Regions from separate parts of the Homo sapiens genome. Here region 2 is linked to region 1. The links are chromatin contacts, found by Hi-C or POLR2A ChIA-PET in ENCODE. All regions are on one chromosome and are shown on one strand. Each heading gives the region's core, a stretch centred on a gene start or an enhancer-like site at or near the end of the contact. The rest is flanking DNA. Distances are from core to core; before and after follow the strand shown.

Evidence for each region. Hi-C counts contacts between places; a loop is a spot of excess contacts on that map. ChIA-PET counts read pairs that join two places held with the same protein, here RNA polymerase II (POLR2A). Pooled maps may share reads with other maps.
Region 2: a loop to region 1 is called in a map of Caco-2, with 2.3 times the contacts of the local background. The contact joins the promoter of ECD here to the enhancer-like site in region 1. A Hi-C loop is called at or near these places in 4 of 168 maps with a recorded cell type or tissue (Caco-2, PC-3, gastrocnemius medialis and 1 more) and 3 of 50 pooled maps. POLR2A ChIA-PET finds 5 or more read pairs at or near these places in 14 of 52 experiments (A673, GM12878, H1 and 10 more).

Annotation. Positions count from the first base shown.
Region 1 is chr10:73,128,213-73,135,864 of GRCh38, forward strand. It overlaps NUDT13 (nudix hydrolase 13), which reads left to right. Exons shown (of 9, transcript NM_015901.6): 9 at 2,491-3,611. The coding sequence ends at 2,691. ECD (ecdysoneless cell cycle regulator) reads right to left here. Exons shown (of 14, transcript NM_007265.3): 14 at 5,456-6,601. The coding sequence ends at 6,371. Among named protein-coding and RNA genes, the nearest start is that of SNORA11F, 5.8 kb to the left of the region's middle. Within about 2 kb of position 3,264, at least 3 of the 41 ENCODE cell types and tissues checked have a DNase peak (open chromatin) inside an H3K27ac peak, as active enhancers do; they include PC-3 and PC-9, where a contact is called at or near this core.
Region 2 is chr10:73,166,262-73,173,913 of GRCh38, forward strand. ECD (ecdysoneless cell cycle regulator) reads right to left here and starts at 1,747. Exons shown (of 14, transcript NM_007265.3): 1 at 1,605-1,747. It overlaps FAM149B1 (family with sequence similarity 149 member B1), which reads left to right and starts at 1,858. Exons shown (of 14, transcript NM_173348.2): 1 at 1,858-2,125. The coding sequence starts at 2,079. RefSeq lists enhancers at 1,566-2,165, 1,672-1,871, 2,766-3,364 and a silencer at 1,922-2,111.

The DNA of each region.
Region 1 (7,652 bases), core at 2,014-4,513:
ATCTCTTCAAGATCTAGATTTCAATCCAGAAGTGGGATGCTAGATCAAAGGGTAATTCTATTTTTAATTTTTTGAGGAACCTCCATATTTTTTTCCATAGTAGGTGCACCAACTTACATTCCCCACAACAGTGTACATGGGTTCCCTTTTCTCTACATCCTTACCAATACTTGCTGTCCGTTGTACTTTTTTAATGGTAGCCATTAAAGAAGGTATGAGTTAATAGTAGCCATCAAAGAAGGTATGAGGTTTTCATTTGCATTTCCCTGATGATTAGTGATGTTGAGCACCTTTTCACATACCTGTTGGCCATTTGAATACCTTCTTTGGAGAAATGTCTATTCAGATTCTTTGCCCATTTTTAAATTGGCTTATTTATTTTTTGGTATTAAGTTGTAGAAGTTCCTTATATATTTTGGATATTAACTCCTTATAAGATAGAGGGTCTGCAAATATTTTCTCCCATTCTGCAGGTTGTCTCTTCACTCTGTTGATTGATTCCCTGACTCTGCAGAAGCTTTAGTTTGATAGAATCCCTACTTGTCTATCTTTGCTTTTCTTGCCTGTGCTTTGGTATCATATCTAAGAGACCACTGCCCAGTCTAATGTCTAGAAATTTATTCCTTTATGTTTTCTCCTAAGAATTTTATTGTTTCAGGTTTTATATTTAAGTCTTTAATCCATTTTAAGTTGGTTTTTGCATATGATGTAAGATAACGGTCCGATTTCATTCTTTTGCATGTGGATATCCAATTTTCCCAACACTGTTTATATAAGACAATTTACCTTTTATTGTCAGGAGTTAAGAGTGTCTTACATATAGTAGGCGCACAATCAGGCATCATTTAATGACTGACTGCAGGATTGGTCTTATTGCTCAAGTCAGTCAGGATGCTGGGAACTAAAAATATAAAACTATAGGTACTTGTAGTTGAAAGAAACTTAAGACGTTGTCTTTTTTTTTTTTTTTTTTTTTTGAGATGGAGTCTCATTCTTGTCGCCCAGGCTGGAGTGCAGTGGCACAATCTCAGCTCACTGCAACCTTCGCCTCCCAGGTTCAAGCAATTCTCCTGCCTCAGCCTCCCGAGTGGCTGGGATTACAGGTGCCTGCCAGCATGCCCGGCTAATTTTTGTATTTTTATTAGAGATGGGGGTTCCACCATGTTGGCCAGGCTGGTCTCGAACTCCTGACCTCAGGTGATCCTCCCACCTTGGCCTCCCAAAGTGTTGGGATTATGGGCATGAGCCACCATGCCCGGCTAGACATTGTTTTATCCAATCTCATCTTGCACTTCTCTAGCATCACTGACTGATGGTCTCTGCCTGCCAAAGTTTGCCTATTGTATGTTTTGGTTTTTATAGAATATCTAATCTATTTCAGCTTCCTTGGGATGAAGTTTGCATTACTTTGCTTCTTGCAAAGATGAGACTATGCTTTTGACTATCATTAACCCTTACCCTTTAAAAAAAAAAAAAAAAGAGTGGCTGGGCACAGTGGCTCACGCCTGTAATCTCAACACTTTGGGAGGCCGAGGCAGGTGGATCACCTGAGGTCAGGAGTTCAAAAACATCCTGTCCAACATGGTGAAACCCCGTCTCTACTAAAAATACAAAGAAATTAGCCAGGTGTGGTGGCGGGTGCCTGTAATCCCAGCTACTCGGGAGGCTGAGGCAGGAGAATCATTTGAACCTGGGAGGGGAGGTTGCAGTGAGCCAAGATCACACCATTGCCCTCTAGCCTGGGTAAAAAGAGCAAAACTCCATCTCAAAAAAAAAAAAAGTAATATTTGTATGTTCTTTTTTAATTGAAAAATTTATACAATCAATAGAGACACAAGGAAAAATAGGTATTATTCATAATTTATTCTCAATGTTAACCACTCTTAACATTTTAGTATTTGTACTTCCAGGATTTATTTAATGTATCTTATCTTTTTTTTTTTACTATGTTAGAAATATATTTAACTCGGCCGGGCACAGTGGCTCACACCTGTAATCCCAGCACTTTGGGGGGCCAAGGCGGGTGGATCACAAGATCAGGAGATCGAGACCATCCTGGCTGACACGGTGAAACCCTGTCTCTACTAAAAAATACAAAAAATTAGCCGGGCATGGTGGCGGGCGCCTGTAGTCCCAGCTACTCAGGAGGCTGAGGCAGGAGAATGGCGTGAACCTGGGAGGTGGAGCTTGCATTGAGCCAAGATAGCGCCACTGCACTCCAGCCTGGGCAACAGAGAGAGACTCCGTCTAAAAAAAAAAAAATATATATATATATACACACACACACACACACATATAAAACTCTCATTTCTTAATTATGCCTCTTTTGCTTCTGGGCAGTATCTAGAACTGACTTTCACCTAACCTGAAGATCCCAGGTATTATCTTCTAAGATTGCTTAGTTCTAGAATCATTTTCTGACCTTTGGCCATAGTATTCTAAATTTTGTAGCTCCTGACCTTACATCCTTTTCTTCCTTATGTCTTTCAGATCCAGGTGAACTTGAGAGAATTAGAGACAGCTGCCTGGTTCAGTCATGATGAGGTAGCCACAGCCCTGAAGAGAAAGGGCCCCTATACTCAGCAACAGAATGGGACTTTCCCATTCTGGCTGCCCCCTAAGTTAGCCATCTCCCACCAACTGATTAAGGAGTGGGTGGAAAAACAGACCTGTTCTTCCCTGCCTGCTTAGCCCGGATCAAGTCACTTAGATCGCTCCTTGGTATTCCTGAGGGACAAACTAGAGATCAGTTGACAAAGGAGAAGTGACAAAAGATAAGCTGCAGAAGGACCTCAGAAGGGCAGAGCAAAGGGTGAGCCTACAGTAAGACACTTCTATCAGCAGTGTTAATGGAAGAAATTCCTACCAATGGGCAATCAAAAAAGCCAGTGTGAGAAGAAAACTGATGAGCTGTCAACTGTCAAAAATCAGGGGGAAGGGGGAAGCATTAGTTTGGATGTAGGCCCTTGTTCAGTCATTTTCTCTAAGGCCTTGGAAGCAAACATCTTCTGGCATATGGCTTGTTAATGTTGTGTTTACACTAACTGCCAAAATGTGCCTGTTGTAAGTTTGGTTAAAACTTTTATCTTAGTATTGAAAATATATAGCAAGTTTTAAGTCATTACTGAGTTACTTGTTACCCTTACAGAATTAAGAAAAATAGCACAGTATGACATTTTAAAATTCATGTACAGGTGCATTCTAGTTACATGAACATGCTAGTTAAATAAAAGTCACAATTAAGTCATTATGACTCAGAGTACTTTATAATAAATCAGATGCCCTGAGGCTCTGTTGAGGAAGTAGAATCCCAATGGGACTCCAGACAGTAAATCTTTTTCGCTGTTTTCAGCTCTGTCACATGCTCAGTTTGTGACCCAGGGAAAAGACTATTGCTTTGCCATGCCTGTTTTCCTAAATAAAACAGTTGCTGGCATTTGCACATCCACAACGTGTTGATTAACAAAGGGATTGGTGGAGATAAACAGATGCCAAACCTGACCTATTTCTTAAACTTTATGGAATAAACTAAATTTAGGATTTCTCATCATTCATATATGATGCCATAAGGGAGAAGAGTTTATTTGGGGAAAATAAAAGAAATTTCCACACCTTTGTTCTGATGTCTTTTTCTGTCCTGTGAATTGAGAAAATTTTACAAGGTGAGAATTTGGGGGTAGGGGAAAGGATCCCTATTGGTGACAATTAAACATTTAAGTCCAGGTTTCAAGTCAGTGTAACAACTGAAGCAATGTGCAGGAGGAATGTTAGAGGTCTTGCTGAAAAGAGGAAATAATCATATCTTCAGAAGATTCTAGGGACTTATTTGTGATTAAAGACAAAAGCTCCAGAGACCCTAAGGTTATTTACATGTCAAAGTCCCATAGGACTAAGTCCCAAAGTCCCATAGCACTAAAGAGATTCTAAAACTAGAAAAGTTAAAGCACTGAATTTCCTTTTGATCTCAAAAGGTCATTGCTCTCTCCACTGCCAGCAAACCATCATTGCTTTGGGGAAATCAAAGTGCCTTCATCAGGAAATGTTGAGGGATAATATGTGATGGGACTTGATTGTCTTGTTAGATTGGCAGCTTGCCTTTACCTGGGCTGAACCCAGCATGCAGAAGGGAAAAGCACTCACAAAAGAGAGGTCCTGAGATTTCTTCATATCTTGCAGTTAGAAGAAAACAGTTCAGGGTCCATGTGTATTACCATCTCCCAATCTTTTCTATCTCTATGTGGGTGTGTTTGTGAGCGCATGTGTACACATCCCCAATCTGAAAATACTGATAGAAAGGGGAGTGTGCGGAATTCCTGGTTATGAGTTTCCCAAACTTACCATGGAGTAACTGTTTGTTTTTTGATTAATGTGTTTTTGGAAAAGAAAAGATGAGAGTGGCTAACAGCAGGAGCTGCAACATTGAACTTTGCTTCTCAGTAGTGAGTGGGAAAAGAGCTTTGCTGTAGAACCCCAAGGATATCTGAAAGCTGAGGCAGAAGAGAGCAGGCCTGGAATACTGAAAATGGCAGATAAATAAAAGAAACTTTGGTACAGGACCTACCTGACCTGAGAATATATACATGGGCAATAAATTATGAAGGTGCTAAGGATAAATAGAACCCATCTGGGTCCATGATGCAGAATAGAAAAACAGGTAAAATCTTGTGAGCCTGGCTGAAAGTCAGTCAGCCGTGGCAACCAGAATAAAAAAAAATTTCATTTATATTTTTGCCTATCACCCTTTCTCTACCCAATATTTAATCCTCAATGAAGATAAACCTAATGTACCACAAGTGCGATGGGGGGAAACCTTTTTCTCACAGTTGAGCTGGGACGGCATTCTGGCCCCATTTTTAACATGAGAAATGTAGCTTCAAAACAAACAATAAAAATATATTTAAAATAATTATTATTTAAAATGTTAAAATGTTGCACAATATCATCTGATGTGTTACTTTAGTCAATGTGTAACACTTATCCTCTTCCTTAGTTCATTTCAGTGAACACTAGGAAGACAAAGGATTGGAGTGGGATATGGTATATTTAGTTTTTATTTATTTATTTTTGAGACGGAGTTTCGCTCTTGTCGCTCAGGCTGGAGCGCAATGGCGCAATCTTGGCTCACTGCAACCTCCGGCTCCCGGGTTCAAGCTATTCTCCTGCCTCAGCCTCCCAAGTAGCTGGGATTATAGGCGCCCACCACCATGCCCGGCCATATTCAGTTTTTATTAGTTCGTGATAGTAAGTTCTCAGATGAGAACTCTACTACACCATTCTCCTAATTCCTCCCTTGGTCACTGGAGAGGGAACAGTATGAAACTATTTCCATTGTTTTTACTTGGATAGGGTAAGATATAGTAAAGGCATCTCTCTGCTGCATACAATAATAAAGAAGAATCCAGAGACCTAGATTATAAAAACATGGTCAGTATATGGAGCTGTCTGTAAAGAAGACTTTTTTTTTGCTTTTAATGGTGAATTTTATGATATATAGATAATACTTGATTTATTTTAGGAGGAATATGAGCATCATTTTAAGAAATAAACATTTCATCTTAGCAAAAGATATATCAGTTATATTAAATATCAAACCAATTAATTAATTAAAACAATTAAGTACAGTATCAGGTATGAAATATCCAAAATAGGCAAATCCATAGAGACAGAAAGTAGACTAGTGGTTTCTAGGGGCTGGGAGTAGAAGGGAATGAGAGACTATTAGTGAGTATGGGGTTTCTAATATTCTAGAATTAGATGGTAGGGATGGTTGCACAATTTTGTAAATATACTAAAAACCACTGAATTGTATAATTTAAAGGGTAAATTTTTTGGTATGTGACATATCAATATAGCTGTTATTTACAAGTAAATAAGTTCTATATCTTGCTTCAGGTACATACATACATGCAAAAATTCACTGACTGTACACTTAAGATTTGTGCACTTAACCATATGCATGTTATGCCTCATTAAAAAAATTGAAAAAGTGAATGAGTTTTCAAATCCAAATTTGTCAACTTGAAATTTTGATCTGAGGATGAATAGCAGTAAGGGAGAAATTTAAATATTTAGAATTACTCCAAGGGTATATTGTGGTAGGGTATGTCTTTAGCATGAAGTGTGTGAATTTCATCTCAAGGTTGTCTAGGGGCTAGATTCTACCCTGCCGAGTTCAAAACCTGTGTATAACCCACAGCTGAGATCACAAAGACTTGTGCCAAGAGGGCCACATTTGGGGCTCATGGAGAAGTCAATCTGTAAAACTTGTAATGAAGAAACATTTTTACTAAATGAGTAATCTAAACTAGAAATGAACAGAATCATATTCAATATTTATTTAAAAAGAAAAAAGAGAAGCTAAATGTGCTGGTTAATTTTTTGTTGGCTTACTTGTTGGTCTGTGATCGGTGTTGTCAGGCAGCTGCACTCCCATGCTTTGTAAAAGATTGGAAGCAGGTCCTGCCAGTCCAGCTTGGGAGCTATAGGATTCCAATATATTTGAAACCAGGTTCAGGTCTACATCTACTGGTGCCATAACAGATTCTCCCGTACCAGAATCTTCCTCATCTGAATTGTTATCGGTAGTCTGGGATACAGGTTCCTTATTCATAGAGGGAAAAGAAAATTATGGGCTAATGTATCATTAGGTTGCATGGTGGTTACAATAAAAAGATAACTAAGCCACAATGTAAATTTGCATTCCAAATTAAAAAGGAAACTTCTTATCCTTGGTGATATAAACTGAAAATGAAGTCTACAAGTTATATGGCCTAGCACACATAATAAAACTTGGTTCTAAAGGTTATAACACATTTCTCTCCAGGAAAGATTCCTGCAAATCGAATAAATTGCATGTCTATTTTGAAATAGCTCAAGGGCTAATAGAATTAAGAAGGTACATTTATAACTTGTCTAAGAGTCTTAAAAGAAACAAACATAAAAGTGAATATTAAATGAAATAATAATGTAAATTTTCTTCAAAATGAAAGAAGCGAGTGTTCCTTTCTTTCCCCCCAGTGAAAAAGCTTAAAAGTAAAAACACAAGGCTTTGTGGTTCCAACCACAAAGATTCTAAATTGTTAGTTGGGCCTCTGATTCCACAAGCTGGGGAAAGGATTTGAAAGATTACAGCTCGATAGACTTTTATGTCCTTGCTACCCAAAGCATTGTCCATGGAGCAGCAGAGTCTCCATCGCTTGGGGCTTATTAGAAATGGAAAAACTCAGCTGGGAGTGGTCGCTCATGCCTGTAATCCCAGCACTTTGGGAGGCTGAGGTGGGTGGATCACTTGAGGTCAGGAGCTCCAGAGACTAGCCTGGCCAACATGGTGAAACCCTGTCTCTACTAAATATACAAAAATTAGCCAGGCACGGTGGTGCGCACCTGTAGTCCCAGCTACTTGGGAGGCTGAGGCAGGAGAATTGCTTAAACCCAGGAGGCAGAGGGTGCAGTGAGCCAAGATCGTGCCACTGTACTCCAGCCTGGGTGACAGAGGGAGACTTCCATCTCAAATAAAATAATAATAATAATAATAAAATAAAACAAAATAATAATAAAAAAAAGGAAAATCTCAAGCTTCATCCCAGGCCTACTTAATCAGAATCTATGTTGTAACATGATCTTTTGGTTTATATTCGCATTAAAATTTAAGA
Region 2 (7,652 bases), core at 497-2,996, 37 kb after region 1:
TGAGAATAGTGCTGCGATAAACATGGGAGTGCAGATATCTCTTTGATATACTGATTTCCTTTCTTTTGGGTAAATACCCAACAGTGGGACTGCTGGATCATATAGTAGCTCTATTTTTAGTTTCTTGAGGAATCTCCAAAACTGTTCTCCATAGTGACTGCACTAATTTACATTCTCACCAACAGTGTTTTATCCAAATCCTTGCCAGCATTTGTTATTGCCTGTCTTATGGATAACAGCCATTTTAACTGGGGTGAGATGCTATCTTATTGTAGTTTTGATTTGCATTTCTCTGATAATCAATGATATTGAGCACCTTTTCATAAACCTGTTTGCCATTTTTATGTCTTCTTTGAGAAATGTCTATTCAGAGTTTTTATCCAATTCTTAATCAATTATTAGACTGCTTCCTAGAGAGTTGTTTGAACTCCTTATATATTTTGGTTATTAATCCCTTGTCAGATGGGTAGTTTGCAAATATTTTCTCCCATTCTGTGGGTTCTCTCTCCACTTTGTTGATTGTTTCCTTTGCTGTGCAGAAGCTTTTTAACTTGATGTGCTCCCATTTGTCCATTTTTGTTTTGGCTGCCTCTGTTTGTGAGGTATTACTCAGGAAATCTTTGCCCACTCTAATGTCCTAGAGAGTTTCCCCAATATTTCCTTTTAGTAGTTTCATAGTTTGAGGGCTTAGATTTAAGTCTCTAATCCATTTTGACTTGATTTTTGTATATGGTGGGAGGTAGTGGGTCTGGTTTCATTCTTCTGCATACGGGTATCAGTTTTCCCAGTATCATTTATTGAAGAGACTGTCTTTTCCCCAATGTATGTTTTTGGTACCTTTGCTGAAAATGAATTCACTGCAGACATATGGATTTGTTTCTGGGTTCTCTATTCTGTTCCTGTTTTTATGCCAGTGCCATGCTGTTTTGGTTACTATAACTCTGTTGTATAATCTGAAGTCGGGTAATGTGATGCTTCCAGTTTTGTTCTTTTTGCTCAGGATAGCTTTGGCTATTCTGGCTCTTTTGTGGTTCCATATAAATTTTAGGATCTTTTTTCTATGACTGTGAAGAATGTCACTGGTATTTTGATGGAGGTTGCATTGATACCTCTTAATTTTCTAAGGGTTTTCCTTATCTCTTAATTTTCTAAGGGTTTTCCTAAATAAGAGTACTAGTTTATTCTTGCTGCCAGGTGATGCTTGGTAAAGAAAGAAATGGCGGTGGATGGACCACCCTAACTCCATGATTCCAATCTTACTCAGCTTTCTAAGAGACTCGTAAGGAACCTGCTTCTTCTTATCCAGACACCCACTCACCACAGTCTAACCAAATCATCATTTTGCCTTTCAACCCAGAGGGACAGACAGTAATTTTACCCATCCACCCCATAACGCCAAACACACGTCATCATGCAGAATTTGGTGTCAGAACTGGAAGGGACTCTATGATCACTCAGGCTAATACCTCACTGTACATATGAGAAAACCCAGAGTACAGAAAAAGAAGCGACCAAGCAGCAGGGGCTTGACTTGGAGTCTAGTGCTCTTTCCCCAGTCTAGGCTCCCTCCTGCCATCTAACAAAATGAAGCCAATTTCTCTTACGGTTCTAGGGCCTCTCCTTCGCGTCTCTGCTGTGGCACCTTTCCTTAGCCGCCTCTCCGACTGCGAGAGCTGATCGAGAGCTGCCACCGGCCGCCGAAGCCTGGATCAGGCTCTGTCCCGACGCCTGACCGGAACCTGAAGCCAGCGGAAATCCTGAGAGAAAGTCTGAAACCCACTCAGTCCCCGAAACCTTGTGTGTCGTCACTGCTGTGCGTCGGCGGGAGCATTTTGCGAGTGTCCGGGGGCCTTCGTCACTTCCGCCCCCGCGGCAAAGCAGGGAGGTCGGAGGACTGGAGAGGTGGGGACCCTGGGGAGGTGGCTGCTCGGAGTCTAGGTGACGGGGCGAGACGGGGCCGGTAGGTGGCGGGAGGGGCCGGGCCGGAGCCGGCGGGAGGGCCAGGCCCGGAGGCCCCCACCCTGGCGTGCCTGCCCCGGCCGCGGCTGAGGAGGAGGAGGAGGAGGAGGAGGAGGAGGATGATCTCCAGATACACTCGGAAGGCGGTGCCACAGAGCTTGGAGCTGTGAGTGGACTGCTCAGCCACCCCAGCCGGGGCGGGCGGCGGGCGCTCTGGGGACCCTCCTTGACCAGTCCTTCGTTCCTTTCCTTTCCCAGGGCTGGGGAGAGATTTTTCTTCGGAATTCTCTCCTCTCAGCCCTGCTGGACCCTGCCCCTTCTTCCTCCATCTCCAGCTGAGGGCGTGTCGCCCTTCGTCTGAAATTCCTGAAATCAAGCACTGGGTCTGCTGAAGCATTTGTAGCATCCGCAGTGCTTCAGGTCCCATTGTTAATGGCCATGGTAGCTCGAGAAGTTATTAATAGCTAACTGAGGGCTCCAGGAAAGTGCTCACTTGACACTGTGCAAAGCTATTTACATACATTTGCTCATTCCTATCAATGATATCAGATTGGGAACATTATTTTGCACATTCTACAGATAAAGATCCCAGAATTAAAGATTGTAGCATGCCAAAGATCACACAGCTTGAAGGTGGTAGAGCTGAGAGGTACAAACCTGATGTCGATCTGATTCCGAAGCCTGTGGTCATAACCATCACACATACTGCCTCCCCACCTCTGCAATTAAGCACCAGAATCCATAAAGATCAGTTTTGCTTTTGAGACTTTAAAGAGCAAATATTTCTGGCTTTAAAAAGATCCACCCTCACGGCCGGCCGTGGTGGCTCACGCTTGTAATCCCAGCACTTTGGGAGGCTGAGGCGGGCGGATCACTTGAGGCCAGGAGTTCGAGACCAGCCTGGCCAACATGGCGAAACCCCATCTCTACTAAAAATGCAAAAAAAAAAAAAAAAATGGCCGGGCATGGAGGCGGGGGCCTGTAAACCCAGCTACTTGGGAGGATGAGGCAGGAGAATCACTTGAACCCGGGAGGCAGAGGTTGCAGTGAGCAGAGGTCACGCCATCGCACTCCAGTCTGGGTGACAAGAGTGAAACTCCGTCTCAAAATAAATAAATAAATAATAAAAAAATAAAAAGAGCTGCCCCCTACCCTGACCGAAGTGGTGTATAATAATTTAGAAAGTAATAATAGTGTCATACATTTATTAATGCTTTACACTTCCAAAAGGGCCTTCACTTTTTTTTTTTTTTTGGAGACAGGGTCTTGCTCAGTTGTCCAGGCTGGAGGGCAGTAGTGCAATCCTTGCTCACTGCAGCCTCCACCTATGGGCTCAGGTGATCCTCACAATGTAGCCTCTTGAGTAGCTGAGACTACAGGTGCACACCACCACAACTGGCTAATTAAAAAAAAATTTTTTTTTGGTAGAGACAGGGTCCCACTATGTTGCCCAGGCTGGTCTCAAACTCCTGGACTCAAGCGGTTCTCCCACTTTGGCCTCCCAAAGTGTTGGCGTGAGCCACCATGCCCAGCTCACTTCACTTTTTGATCTTAACAACTCTGTAAAGTGGGTATGATTATCTTCAGTCTTTCAGAAGATGAAATTATATCAGAAATGTTACATATTTTAAGATTATATAGCCAAAAAGTCAGGAGTTGAGCTTGGGCTTTAACCCCAAATTCCAATTTTTTTTCCTTCATGGAGCTATATAATTTTAGCAACCATAAATTTATTAATTAAATATTAACTTTTCCTTTCATTTAGCTATGTAATTTTAGCAACCATAAATATATTAACTATTAATATTAATTATTAACTATTTAATTTATTAAATATTAATTATGCACATACATGATAATTGCAAGCATGCTATTTTGAATCATTCTTGGGTTTCTGGCTAGGCTGTCTTCTAGCCACGTGACTTTTAGGCAAATTACTACATCACTGAGCCTTCGTTTCTGCAATATAGGAGTAACACCTTATCCAAAAGCTTATTTAAAATGATGGTGTGGACCCCCACACCTGTAATCCTAGCACTTTGGGAGGCCAAGGTGGGCGATTGCCTGAGCTCAGGAGTTCAAAACCAGCCTGGGCAACATGGTGAAACCCTGTCTCTACTAAAAATGCAAAAAATTAGCTGGGCATGGTGGCACATGCCTGTAATCTCAGCTACTTGGGAGGCCGAGGCATGAGAATTGCTTGAACCTGGGAGGCGGAGGTTGCCGTGAGCCGAGATCACACCACTGTACTCCAGCCTGGGTGACAGAGGAAGACTCTGTCTCAAATAAATAAATAAATAAATAAAAATAAGAATAAAGTGATGGTGTGGAGCTTGACACATATACATCCTCAATAAATGGTATTTTCCTTGTCCCTTCGCACTTTTACTTGGGATACAATAGGCATACAAAGAAAATAAGTCTAAAACCTCTCTTTGCCTTTTAGAAGCTTATTATTTATTAAGGAATAAGATATCTACATGGTAGCAGTTTAGTTCCTAGTAAACTCTTTGGGAACTAGGAAGAAGAAACAGTCATCTCTTAGATTTGGGATGTGTTGTTCCTACTTAAAAAAAAAATTGTGAGGAAACTGTCTTTTCCCAATAAAGTGACTGAGGTTTAGCTAAAAATCTGCTTTTATGATTAATTCCAACCATTCTGAAAGTTAAAAAAAATCTTGTATGGAAAAAAATGATAGGCACTTGTTGGGCCAGAATTATTATTAACTAGTATAGTTGTATCAGTTTTCTTTCTATTTTTTTTTTTTTTGAGACGGAGTCTCTGTTGCACAGGTTGGAGTGCAGTGGTGCCATCTTGGCTCAGTTGCAACCTCCACCTCCTAGGTTCAAGTGATTCTTCCACCTCAGCTTCCCAAGTCACAGGACTACATGCCCAGCTAATTTTTGTATTTTTAGTAGAGATGGGGTTTCACCCCAGGCTGGTCTTGAACTCCTGGACTCTGTCTGCCTCGGTCTCCCAAAGTGCTGGGATTATAGATGTGAGCCACCGCGCCTGGCCTACTTGTTCTTGATTGTTGATTTGATACTCCCTATAAGGCCCAAAAGATGATTCTGTAGCTGGAGTCAGGATGAAGTGAATAATGAAGATAATGAAGATAAAATGTATCTTAATGGGAGCAAATTCAAAGCAATTTTTACTTTAGATGTTATAATAATGATAACCTGCTTTGAAGCCGTAACTTTAGTTTTCTACCTAGCCATTAAAAATTATAATTGTTGAAAAGAGTATGGGAAAGGAATGATTTTCAACATACAGCTTAACATTTTTTAATGAAAAATTTCAAACATAAACATATAGAGAATAGTATCATGCACTACCTGTCACCCCACATTCAACAGTTAACAAAGTTAATATATTTGCTTCATCTATCTTCCTTATCCTTTTCTTTCTTTTTTTTTTTTTTTTGAGACAGAGTCTCACTCTGTCGCCCAGGCTGGAGTGTAGTAGTGCCATCTCGGCTCACTGCAAGCTCCGCCTCCCAGGTTCACGCCATTCTTCTGCCTCAGCCTCCCGAGTAGCTGGGACTACAGGTGCCCGCCACCATGCCCAGCTAATTTTTTGTATTTTTAGTAGAGACGGGGTTTCACCGTGTTAACCAGGATGGTCTCGATCTCCTGACCTCGTGATCTGCCTGCCTCAGCCTCCCAAAGTGCTGGGATTACAGGCGTGAGCCACCGCACCTGGCCTCCTTATCCTTTTATTAACTTCTCTGCACCTCTCTGTGAAATAACGAAAGCAAAACTGCAGATACTGCCATTTCACCCCTATATATGTCATTATGCATCTCTAAAAATTATGGACATTTTTGTATGTAGTCATAGTGCCATTATTAAATTTAATGATATTTTTTGTTATCTAATTGTCAATTCATAGATTTCCCTGGCAGACTAAAAAATGTCTTAAGTCTCTATTTCATAGCTTGAATTTGTATTTCTTATCCTTTCCACTTTTTCAAAGACAAGCTCTTGGTTGTAGGACCACTGAATGAGAGACATACAGGTAAGTCTGCACAAATTGATCTCCACAATTTGAGAAATAATTTAAAGTGCAAGCTCCACTGACTGGGCTCTTAGCTTTATCTTTATATAGAACAATGGTACAATTCACTAAAATCTCAAACTCTTCATTTCCTTCTAGAGGCCTTCCTCTGAGAGCCAGATTACTAGGATTTGAATCTTGGCTTCATCGCTTACTAACCAAATGACCTTAAGCAGGTTACTTAATCCCTCTGTGCCTTAGTTTCCTTTGAAATGAGAGTATTTGAGATTTATGATAAACATTTGCATATTAAAGACCTGGAAGATCTCTTGTAAAGAAATCTGTGTAACTTTGTTCAACCTATTACAGTTCCTGAATGTATTTGACTACAGAGTTTTGTGAGGAAAGTCTACCGCAGATTACTAGGAACATATATTGATTGACCCCATAGATTACTGGAACATATAATGATTGACCCCATAGCTTAATCCAGTGCATACATTGGAGTCTCTAGAGCAGCAATATTCAATACAAATATGATATAAGCCACATATGTAATTTAAAATTTTCAGGTGGTCACATTAAAAAAGAAAGGTGAAATTGGCCGAGTGCAGTGGCTCATGTCTTGAATCCCAGTACTTTGGGAGGCTGAGGTAGGAGGATCATTTGAGGCCAGGAGTTAGAGACAGCCTGAGCAACATAACAAGATCCCAATCTCTACAAAAAAAAAAAAAATTAAAGATTAAATAATTAGCCAAGTGTGGTGGTGAGTACCTGTAGTCTCAGATACACAGGAGGCTGAGACAGAAGAATCCCTTGAGCCCAGGAGGTCAAGGCTGCAGTGAGCTATGACCACACCACTGTACTCCAGCTTGGACAACACAGCAAGACCCCATCTCAAAAAATAAAATAAAAGTGAAATTTTTTTACCTTTTTATTTTGAAATAATTATAGACTCACAGGAAGTTGTAAAAATAGTACCAAGAATCCCATGAACTTTTCACTCAGCTTCCCCCAATGATGACATCTTATGTAACTGTGGTATAATTTAAAAGCCAGGAAAATGACGTTGGTACAATACTGTTAACTAGACCTACAGACCTTATCCAGTTTTTACATCCACTCCTGTGTGTGTGTATGTGTGTATATAGTTCTTTCTATGCAATTTGGTCCCATTTACAGATTACTGCAAATACGACTATAAATCAAGATAGCTGTTTCATCCCCACCAAGGAACTTCACTGGGTATCCCTATCCCTTTATAGTTATATCCACTCTTGTCTCCATCCCTGGCAACCATTAATCTGTTCTCTACCACTATAGTTTTGTCCAATGTACCATTATATAAATGGCCCTTAAACAATGCAGGGGTTAGGGGTATTGACCCCCTGTACAGTAAAACATCCATGTTCAACTTTTGACTCCCCAGAACTTAACCACTAATAGCCTACTGTTGACTGGAAGCCTTACCAATAACATAGTCAACACAAAAATAGACTGGTAGTTACATATATTTTACACATTCATGACATACCTTTTTCTTAAATTTTTTCGATATTTCTAGGCTACATGGTTCATCTGTTGAGTTTCTTCAAATTGTTGCAAATCTCCAAAAAATTTTCCAATATATTTATTGAAAAAAATCTGCATATAAATGGGCTCACACAGTTTAAACCTGTGTTGTTCAAGGTCAA